2 separate regions of the Homo sapiens genome follow, and region 2 is linked to region 1. Evidence: read pairs that join two places in POLR2A ChIA-PET (ENCODE). Cell type or tissue: GM12878. All regions are shown on one strand. Region 1 overlaps TRAK1 (trafficking kinesin protein 1). Region 2 has its middle 10 kb from the start of TRAK1.

What was found. ChIA-PET counts read pairs that join two places held together with the same protein. Peaks named below come from ENCODE experiments on the same cell type or tissue, not always from the same donor. Only the 100,000 strongest peaks of a DNase experiment are listed, where the experiment ranks them.
Region 2: POLR2A ChIA-PET joins it to region 1 with 5 read pairs; 5 of 35 experiments call an interaction of 5 or more read pairs at or near these places.

The regions. Positions count from the first base shown.
Region 1 is chr3:42,194,035-42,199,034 of GRCh38, reverse strand. TRAK1 (trafficking kinesin protein 1) reads right to left here. Exons shown (of 16, transcript NM_001042646.3): 10 at 4,094-4,231. Among named protein-coding and RNA genes, the nearest start is that of CCK, 70 kb to the left of the region's middle. RefSeq lists enhancers at 2,768-2,897, 2,978-3,087, 4,013-4,172. In GM12878, no CTCF peak of the experiment used is centred here; DNase peaks (open chromatin) are centred at 2,934 and 3,914; H3K4me3 peaks cover 2,151 bases; H3K27ac peaks cover 3,402 bases.
Region 2 is chr3:42,078,691-42,083,690 of GRCh38, reverse strand. It overlaps a transcript of TRAK1 not described here. Among named protein-coding and RNA genes, the nearest start is that of TRAK1, 10 kb to the left of the region's middle. In GM12878, no CTCF peak of the experiment used is centred here; a DNase peak (open chromatin) is centred at 2,950; H3K4me3 peaks cover 1,509 bases; H3K27ac peaks cover 3,546 bases.

The DNA.
Region 1 (5,000 bases):
GCACTCTCTGTTGTCAGAGACCCTGGCTGAGCAGTTTCCCAGGCAGGTTCTGAGTGTGGCAGTGCCACTGGGCACTGAGTGTAAAGCTGCTGACTCATATGCCATTAGGTGTCTAAAAGCAAACCCTATGCTCCGTTGGCCAAACCATGGAGCTGTAACCATGGCTACGAGATGGGATGCAGAACTTATGAGGGAGGGGTGATGTGTTCAGAATGATGGAGACAGGTGAATTTCCAAATACCTCTGAGCTTACAGTGAGATATGGCAACAGAGCCCATACAAGCCACACAAAGCTATTGTCCCCCTAGTCTACAGGGTCTGTCACACCCCCTCTGTGTCTAAGATTCTGACACCAAGAATAGACCAAGGGCCTCCAACTTCGGCTCCTGGGGAAGCCTTTCCCACCTCCAAAGGGCACTCTGGTTCTGTGCTAGTGAGAGGGTCTCTACAGACGTGACGTGAGTCACACGCACTGCCATCTCTAGGTCCCTGCTCTCATCCTCCCTGGCCTCCTGCAAGGGAAGTTCCTCTCACCGCCAACTATCCATGGCCCACCCACCTTTAAACAACCTGCCCAGGAAATGTAGGATTCCTGTTTCCACTAGGAATCTCACATTTTTTTCTGAAGCAGACACCAAACACAGTAAGTCTTTGCCACTCTTCTCAACAGCTCACATGTTTCTCTCTCCAGCTTTGTGGGTCAGGGGAAGGCTAGTCACTGATGGCTTCTCACTTCACCAATGGGCCAGGCCTCAAGCTGAGACTCAACATTAAAGGCTGCCAGATGGATGTCCCCTCTCCTGTACCACCCATCACTCAGCACTGTAGGAGGTGGAGCCTAACACACAATCCTTTACACATGGTAGATACCCACAGGACCAAGTGTGTGCAGAAAAGCACCAGTTCAGCACCAGAGGAGGATATCCATGGAGGATAACCTGAAGGGAAAGGCTAAATTCATGTTAAACAACAGAACAACCTGTGATGATGGACGCATCCTCTGTGCTGGGACATATGTACATGTGGAAACCACCAGCCAGGGGTGGCTAGTGAGCACAAGAAATGTGGCTTGTGACTGAGGACCTGAATTCGTAATTATATTTTAACTTAATTGATTTAAATTTGCACAGCCACATGTGGCCAGTGGCTTCCCAGCAGATACCGCCTGGGGACTCCAGGGCATCCACCTCAGCAGCTTCATGGTCCATGCGGATGCTCCGGTCTGGAGGCTGGAACCAAGCGGGGAGACTCCACAGGAGTCAGCAGGAAGTGAGATGAATAAAGGGCTAGCAGGCTTTTTTCAGTCCTTGTTCACAAATATGCATTTTATTTTGTAATTATTACCCACAGATTGCCATTAAACGTTATGTCCAGTAAGGACTTCCCTAGGTGAGTCTGACATCTTTTAAGCCAGCTTATTTTTTAATACTGTTATTCACCACATAATTTACAAATAGAGAAGAAAGGACCTTCATACACCTTAAGAAAAATGAAGTGTCAAATTACTACAGTCAGCCCTCCGTATCTGTGGGTTCCACTTCTTCAGATTCAACTAATCTTAGATAGAAAATTTGGGGGGAAAAAAAACAAAAAATAATACAAATTTAAAAATCGGTACAGTATAACAACTCCTTACATGGCATTTACATTGTATGAGGTATTACCAGCAATCTAGAGATGATCTTTTTGTATGTGGAAGGGCATGCATAGGTTATAAGCAAACACTATGCCCTTTTATATCAGAGACTTAGGCATTGAAGGATTTGGTATCTGCAGGGGGTCCTGGAACCAATCCCCCTCAGATACTCAGGGATGACTGTAATTTCAAAGCCATACTGAGAAAAAGTCACATGCAGGCTCTGTGACTTGTTTTTGGCCATGACCCTCTCCCCTCTGGCAATCCAGGCAAGTCTGTGGACTCCTTCCTGGAATAATATTTTTAGGCAAATAAAATTATGATTATAAAAGAAGGCAGATATGTATCAATATAACAACGTGTGTGTGTGTGTGTGTGTGTGTGTGTGTGTGTGTGAGAGAGAGAGAGAGAGAGAAAGAGAAAGAGAGAGAGAGAGAGAGAGGAGAAAGGAGAGAGAAATTAGTTCAGGACTGGTTACTGCTGTCATTTTGAAGTGGAGATCAGCATCTGTGGTGTTGTGAGGCAGCTGTAACAACTGAAATGTGCCATAGGGCCAGGCGCGGCGGCTCATGCCTGTAATCCTAGCACTTTGGGAGGCCGAGACGGGTGGATCACCTGAGGTAAGGAATTCGAGACCAGCTTGGCCAACATGGTGAAACCCCATCTCTACTAAAAATACAAAAAAAAAAAAAAATTAGCCGGGCGTGGTGGCACATGCCTGTAGTCCCAGCTACTTGGGAGGTTGAGGCAGGAGAATCGCTTGAACTCAGGAGAGGGAGGTTGCAGTGAGCCAAGATCGCACCACTGCACTCCAGCCTGGATGACAGAGCAAGACTCCGTCTCAAAAAAAAAAAAAAAAGAAGAAGAGAAAAAGAAATGTGCCATAAAAATACCTGTGATTTCTAATGATGACAAAGTCACAAGCAGTGCTAATATCACTGTGACCTGGTGACCTTCATACAGGAAGGAAATATTGAGTACAATTAGGAACTAATTTCACAGGCCCCCCCCAAATTTCGTCTGTGGATCCCAGATGAACTCCTGCCATTGGGCAAGAGAATTGGGAACATAGTTGTGCAAAAACTGCTACTCACTGTTTTATTCAGCGATTAGAATGGCTAGGAGCAAAAGAGGCAGATCTGGGCGTTCTGCATGATGCAATCTTTAGACTGCTTTAAATACCTTTAATGCATAATACACTTTAAAAATAGCCATCTTCAAAAACTGGGCTGTGCCAAGAGCTACAGAAAAAGGCAAACAAAAACTTTACCTCAGCAAATATGAAAGCTGAGAATCCCTCAAAAAGAAACTGAAATGCAAATTTCAATTCGACTTTTCTCACACAATAGTTCAGTTTTCAAAGAGAGGTCTGCCCTTGAGAGTGGGGAAGGCAGTGGAGTGGATCCTGGGTGCCCAGGAAACAAGACAGCGCCAGGAGCTCACTGCACCAAGATGACAAGCCAGGAAGGAGGGAACCCAGGTAAGGAGCCTGCAAAGCTACACAGGCCAGCGTGTGAGCCAAGTGTGGTTAGCGCTAGATCAGGGAACTTGGGGGACTGAATATTCTTTGCTGCTTTTACTGAGATTCCTGGAATCACTGGATCACCCATCTGTGCCCTAGAAAGCTGACTATGTTATATGTCTTTCTTTTTGTTTCCCTCAGATTTCAGTGAAGCTTCTTGAGGCGGAGAGGGGGTGGTGGCTATTCTAGCCTGACTTCCTGACTTTGATGCATGGGAGCAAAGAAGAAAAGAAATCACGATTTAGGGAAGGTGGGCCAGACAACAAGGAGTGGGGGATGGGGATAGTATCTGCTGGGGGTCAGCAATGGGGGCTGAAGGGAAAGAGCTCCAAGGAAAAGGCCAATTTCAGAAGGGACAGAATCTCACGAGCATTTACGCAGCCATCCGCTCCTATCTCACTTGGGGGAGTTTCTCTCAAAAGCTCTTCTCTCCTCAGAGAGCATTTAGCATTTCATCAAACCATGGAAATAGAGCTGGAATACACAGGAGTTCTTGAGTTTGCTCTTTAGGCCATCTGTCTATCTGTCCAACTATCCGTCTAAACGTAATGTCTATTAAATGTCTACAATGCATCATGTCAGTGCTCAGGAAGTTTTGGATTGTGAAGCATTCTGGATTAGAGATGCTCAACCTGTATGAGTCAGATCTTCCAAATACCTCAGGTTCCCACTAAAGCAAGTTCCTACTAAATTTATCTTTTAATGGCAGGAGTAGAAAAGACCACAGATTTAGAGGAACAGAAAATAACCAATTTGTCTTATGTAGTTAAGAAACCACCAGTCAGATTCAAGTGTCCTTGATTCAGACTCAGATCTGAACTGTACAACGAGAAGCGAACTGTGAACACCCAACTCCAGTGGCCAGAATGTCAGACACTGTGCTCCTGTCACCAGAACCCCTCCTGTCCTCTGGCTGGGAAGAAAGCACAGCTCACCATGGGAAACAGGCCCAGTGAGTGGTAGCGCCGAGACGTGGTATTGGGCATGGTTTTGTTCCGGAGGTTCTTCAGCTCCTCCTGCGCCTCATGCAGCATCTCCATGCACTCTGCGTACTTGTCCTCCAGCTCACGCAGCTGCAGGCAGGAAAGACACAGAGGGTCAGGATCTCCTGAGCACCCAGGTGTACACACATCTGCCCATCCGAAGGCCAGAAAGACACAGCAATCTAAGAGTCCCCAGCACGTGTGGAACCAGCTGCCCTGTGCGCCTGTGGCCAAATAACAGAATTTTCAAAGGCTTGCTTTTTCTTTGACTTGAGGCAAGCTTACAGACTCAGAAATCTTCTAAAATACCAACAATGGGCAAATGAAACAAAACCAACTTCATGCAAAAGAAAAATCAGGCTAGGAATGATGGCTTACAGCTGTAATCTCAGCACTTTGGGAGGGCAAGGCAGGCAGTTTGCTTGGGCACAGAAGCTGAGACCAGCCTGGGCGACATGGGAAAACCTCATCTTTCAAAAAAAAAAAAGCAAAAATTAGGTGGGTGTGGTAGCCCACACCTGTAGTCCCAGATACTCAGGAGGATCACCTGAGCCTGGAGAGGTCGAGGCTGCGGTGAGCCATGCTCATGCCACTGTACTCCAGCCTGGGTGACAGAATGAGACCCCATCTCAAAAAGAGAAAAAGAGAGAAAGAAAAAGAAAATCGTCACACCCATGTTTCAAGCCACACCTGTGAGATTCCTCTCCCAGAGTGCTCTGTGTTGTATTGTTTCATTTCTTTGAACATTTTTTGGACACCTGCACGTGCCAGGCTCAGCTGGTGTAGAGCCCTGCCACACAGGTGCCCATAACCAGTAACAGTGTCAGTGGGCACAGAACCAAGGTGCAACTGGGTTTAC
Region 2 (5,000 bases), 120 kb after region 1:
GTTGCCCATGCTGGTATGGAACTACTGGACTCAAGTGATCCACCTGCCTTGGCCTCCCAAAGTGCTGGGATTAAAGGTGTGAGCCACAGCACCCAGCCAGTTCCTCAGAAATTTAAGTGAAAGATAGTCACATAAGACTTCTATACCCAATTAAGCTACTGTTATACACAAAAACAATTGGCAGATATTTAGAAACTCAAAGACCCTGATGGTCCTGAGGGGATCCAAGTCTGCTGATGACACCTCATGGGCTCTCACTAACACAGGTCACCATAAAGAACTCAAAAGGTGAGGAAGACATGGTAAAGTAAAACTGGCAGGGAAATTAAACCGGGAACACTTAAAATCAACATGTAAATAATGCACTTCATTCACAGACCTAAAGCAGATAGCCCAAAAGAAAAATGGGCAAAGGATATAAAAATTCCCTCCCCCTGCCAAAACACAACACACATACACACCCAGTTTAAGGAAACTTCACAGTGATTTTAAAAAAACAACAACAAAGATTTAAAAAATATAACGATGCTCAAGTTCACAAGTGATTTAGGAAACTTATAGTCTTATGTATTACTGGAATAAGGCGAGGAGTATACATTTGGAAGAACAGCCTGACAAAATTTACTGTAGCTCTCGGGCTCAAGTATATATAGGTCAAAGATGTATGGCACAGTGAAATGCTACAACCTAACAAGCCACAACAGAGGATCGAGTCATTAATTATGCGACAGCTATCAACAAGTCAACCAAGCCAAGAGGAAGCATCACAACAGATATTAATGTATCAACATAGAAAGATGCTGTAGGCAGAAAAACAGTAGATGATGAATGTGGTCTTGAAAAGGTTTTAAAATGCATTAACAAATTGAACCCTCATTCAAGCCTTCTTTAACTTGTACTTAGACATATTCTATCTGATCCATACACAGAAGTTGGAAATACTTTCTCACTTTGCAAAATGCAATTGTTCTTCTGAAAACTAAGACAGTTTCATTTAAATCAATATGATTTTGGTTTTTTGTGTTTTTTTTTTTAACAAAGGCTCTAATATGTAAAGATTTCTCTGGTTTTTGTTTGTTTGTTTGTTTGTTTTTTGAGACAGGTTTTGTGCTCTGTCTCCCAGGCTGGAGTGCAGTGGCGCGATCTCGGCTCACTGAAGCCTTGGCCTCCTAGGTTCAAGCAATTCTGCCTCAGTCTCCCAAGTAGCTGAGACTACAGGCACGCACCACTACGCTAGGCTAATTTTTTATTTTTGATAAAGACGGGGTTTCACCATGTTGGCCAGGCTGGTCTCAAACTCCTGGCCTCAAGTGATCCACCCACCTCAGCCTCCCAAGGTGCTGGGATTACAGGCGTGAGCTGCCAGGCCTGGCCCTAATATGTGAAGATTTCTTAAAGAGGTTTTACAACCAAGCTTTATATAACTTTCGCTTTCACTACCTATAAAATGAGGGAGATGGCCTAAATCATGATCAATAGCCCTAAATCACTACTGTTTCTCCTCCTAGTATCGATGTTTCCATTTATAGCTGCCAGACACTTAACCCAGAAACATACTGCTACAAAAGAAATATTTTAAGTATAAGCACTTCCTGAAAAAAACAAAATTTGGAGACATCAGCAAATGCTCACCTCACTCAAGACTCAAAAGGGAAACACAAGCCACAGTTCTGAAATCCAAAGAACATTTTACATGTACAGCAACTGGCAAAGCTATTCAGAAGCCTGAGAGGCCCCTCTTGAAATGACAAAACTAAGCTTTCACCCAGTAAATTCAAGTGGAAAACAACCAAATTTCTATTCGTAGAAAAACAGTTATAAATTATGGCACATCCAAACTACTGAATTCTGTAAAATGTAAGGCACTTATCCATATAAGGCACTTACCTCTGTGTCTAGTACAAATTAGATTCTCAAAATAATTACTGTCATTAACATTATAATTTCCAGATTCTCAGAATCTGGCACCTTTCTTGGTTCTACTATAGTATTCATATGCCAGCATTTCCAAACCTACTTTACTATGGATCCTTTCTCCACATACCTATCTACATGGCATTTGTTTCATGGAGTACATTTTGGGGAATGCCTCTCTATCTCAGACACAAGCTTCATGCATTGTCCATTGACCACCATTTGTCCAGGGCTGATCTCCCCCAAAAAATTGTGTGCTCCTTGAAAGCATGGACCGGTGTTGGCACATATTAGGTACTAAGTAAATGTCTGTAGAATAAATAACAACAAATGAAAGAAGGGGTTTGGTGCAAATGACTCTGAGGATCCCCTGAAGCTTTAAAGCCCAGGTTCTATCATTTATACTGGAACCAAAGGGTCTAAACTCCCAAATTTCACACTGCTAACCTTGAGGACTAACAGAAATCAATGAAAACCACCTGAGGGACTCCTAAGTGTTCCAAGTATGCAGACCACAGCCCATGGGCTCTCTAGGCTGGCTCGAGTTTAACCTTACTTCATTTTCAACACAGACCAATATACATCAAATGTGGCTCACAGTGGCCAGGCCCAGTGGCTCACACCATAATCCTAGCACTTTGGGAGGCCCAGGCGGGTGGATGGCCTGAGCCCAGGAGTTCAAGAGCAGCCTGGGCAACATGGTGGAACCCTAACTCTACAAAAAAATACAAAAAATTGACCAGGATTGGTGGCATGTGTCTGTGGTCCCTGCTACTAGGGAGGTTGAGGTGGGAGGACCACCTGAACCCAGGAAGTTGAGGCTGTAGAGAGCCATGATTGTGCCACTCCACCCCAGCCTGGGTGACACAGTGAGATCCTATCTCAAAAAAAAAGAGTAGTTTAATAGTCAAACATGTAAAATGACCCAGATACAATTCAAGGATCAGGAGACCTCATTTACAGACTACTCAAAAGCTGGTTTGTAAGGCCTCCACCCACTTTCTAGCTTGAAGAATGAGTCACAGCATGTGCCCTCTGGGGACACCCAGGAATTTGTAGGGCAAAGGTGACAATCTTTCCCCAAGGTGCCAGCCTAACTTCACTCTAATGTAAACAGGCATTTCTGAGGTTTCACAGGGGCTCAGGAACAAAGCATCCACTGCCCTGGATGTTCTCTGGCTCCAGCAAACCCTGGCACACCAGGCAAAAGGCTTCTTTCAGGCAGAGGAAACAAACAAGGCTTAAGAAAAGTGAGAGTGGATGGCATGGCCCTGAGAGATGAAAGCGCCTCTGTTTAGTTTACTGAATTCTGCCTAGAGAGCTGCAGGAAGGCAGGATTTTTCTTAGCAGAGGAGTGAGAAATTCTGCAACCAGGTCAATTTTTCAGCAAAAGAGGTGCCAGGAATAGTAGTAGGATAAAGTATACATGGAAGCTGAGCCTGGGGTGGGTGGCCCAGGTCCCCTGCCCCACTCTTCTCAACTCAATGATCAACAATTCCGGCCCCCAGTTTGTCAAGAGTACTTAACGCACGGTTGTTCAACGTTATGCCAGTTTGCTACTGAACTCAAATTTGCTGACAAAATACACGTGTGCAAGTTCCTAATATTTTCTCCCCGCTACCCTCAACCGATGTCATTTCTGTGACTCAGAACCTTAACTAAAACTCAAAGCTGTGTGACACTGAGGAAACTGTGTTATGTCCCTGGGCCTCAGACCCCTCATCTGGACAAGGAAGGGATCGAGCAACCTTCAACACACTGCCTTCCAGCTATACCACTCCAGGAAGTACAAAAGAGGGCAGGTGGAAATGCAGAAGGATTTGTGCACCCTGGTAAGTCCTTCTCCACTCCCTGGTGCAATGATTGTGAAACTATTCTCACCCACACACAGGTAACTTCCAGTAGGAGATCACGAGCAGACAGAGCTGCCCTTTGTAAACAATAAATCACTGATTTTGCAAGGGGTTAAAAAAACAACAAAAAAAAAGGAGCTTCCAGCAGGGCGCAGTGGCTCACGCCTGTAATCCTAGCACTTTAGGAGGCCGAGGAGGGCGGATCACCTGAGGTCAGGAGTTTGAGACCAGCCTGACCTACATGGCAAAACCCCATCTCTACTAAAGATACAAAAAAATTGCCAGGCATGGTGGTGAGCGCCTGTAGTCCCAGCTACTCGGGAGGTTGAGGCAGGAGAATTGCTTGAACCCGAAGGCAGAGGTTGCAGTAAGCCGAGACTGCACCATTGTACTCCAGCCTGGGCAAGACAGCAAGACTCTATCTCAAAACAAAAAAAAAAAAAAAAGAAGAAGGAGCTTCCTTCACGACAAACTCAGAGATTGTAAGGAGAAAATGAGAACCAGAGCACCAGGTTGAAGCCCAAAAGGTGACAAGGAGAAGCTAGTCCTGGGTGATCCCCTCCATGGCCAGCCAGGTACCTGAGCTTTCAAGGTTTCCTCTTTCTGGGCAGAGGCATCTGATATACCAAGGGATTTTACTCAGCAATTCTAAACAAGCAGGTCCAAGTATGGCAAAAGTTTTCAAAAAGGGACTAATTGTTCTCCGGGATTATGTCAGTGTTCTATTACTACTGTAACAAATTACCACAAATTGAGTGGCTTGAAATAATAGCCATTTATCCGATCACAGTTCCATATATTGGAAATCCAGCATGCATCTCAACAGGCTCCAATCAAGGTGTCACAGGTGTGAGTCCATTACTGGGGGCTCTGGGAAAGAACTGATATCCACACTTATTCAGGTTGCCGGTCTAATTCAGTTCCTTGTGGTTGTAGGACTGAAGTCCCTGTTTCCTGCTGGCCGTCAGCTGGGCACTAGCCTTTGTTCCTGTGTTCCTTATGCTTTCCATGAGCTCCTGGAGGCTTCTCTCCAGATTTTGCAAGTGGCTCCCACCCACATTCCAGAGCCAATGACAGCATATGGAATCCTTTTCACACTTGGAATTCCATGACTTCCCCTTCTGCCTCATCTTTCTTTCTTTCTTTCTTTCTTTTTTTTTTTTTTTTTTTTGAGATGGAATCTCCCTCTGTCTCCCAGGCTGGAGTGCAGGGGCCTGATCTTGGCTCACTGCA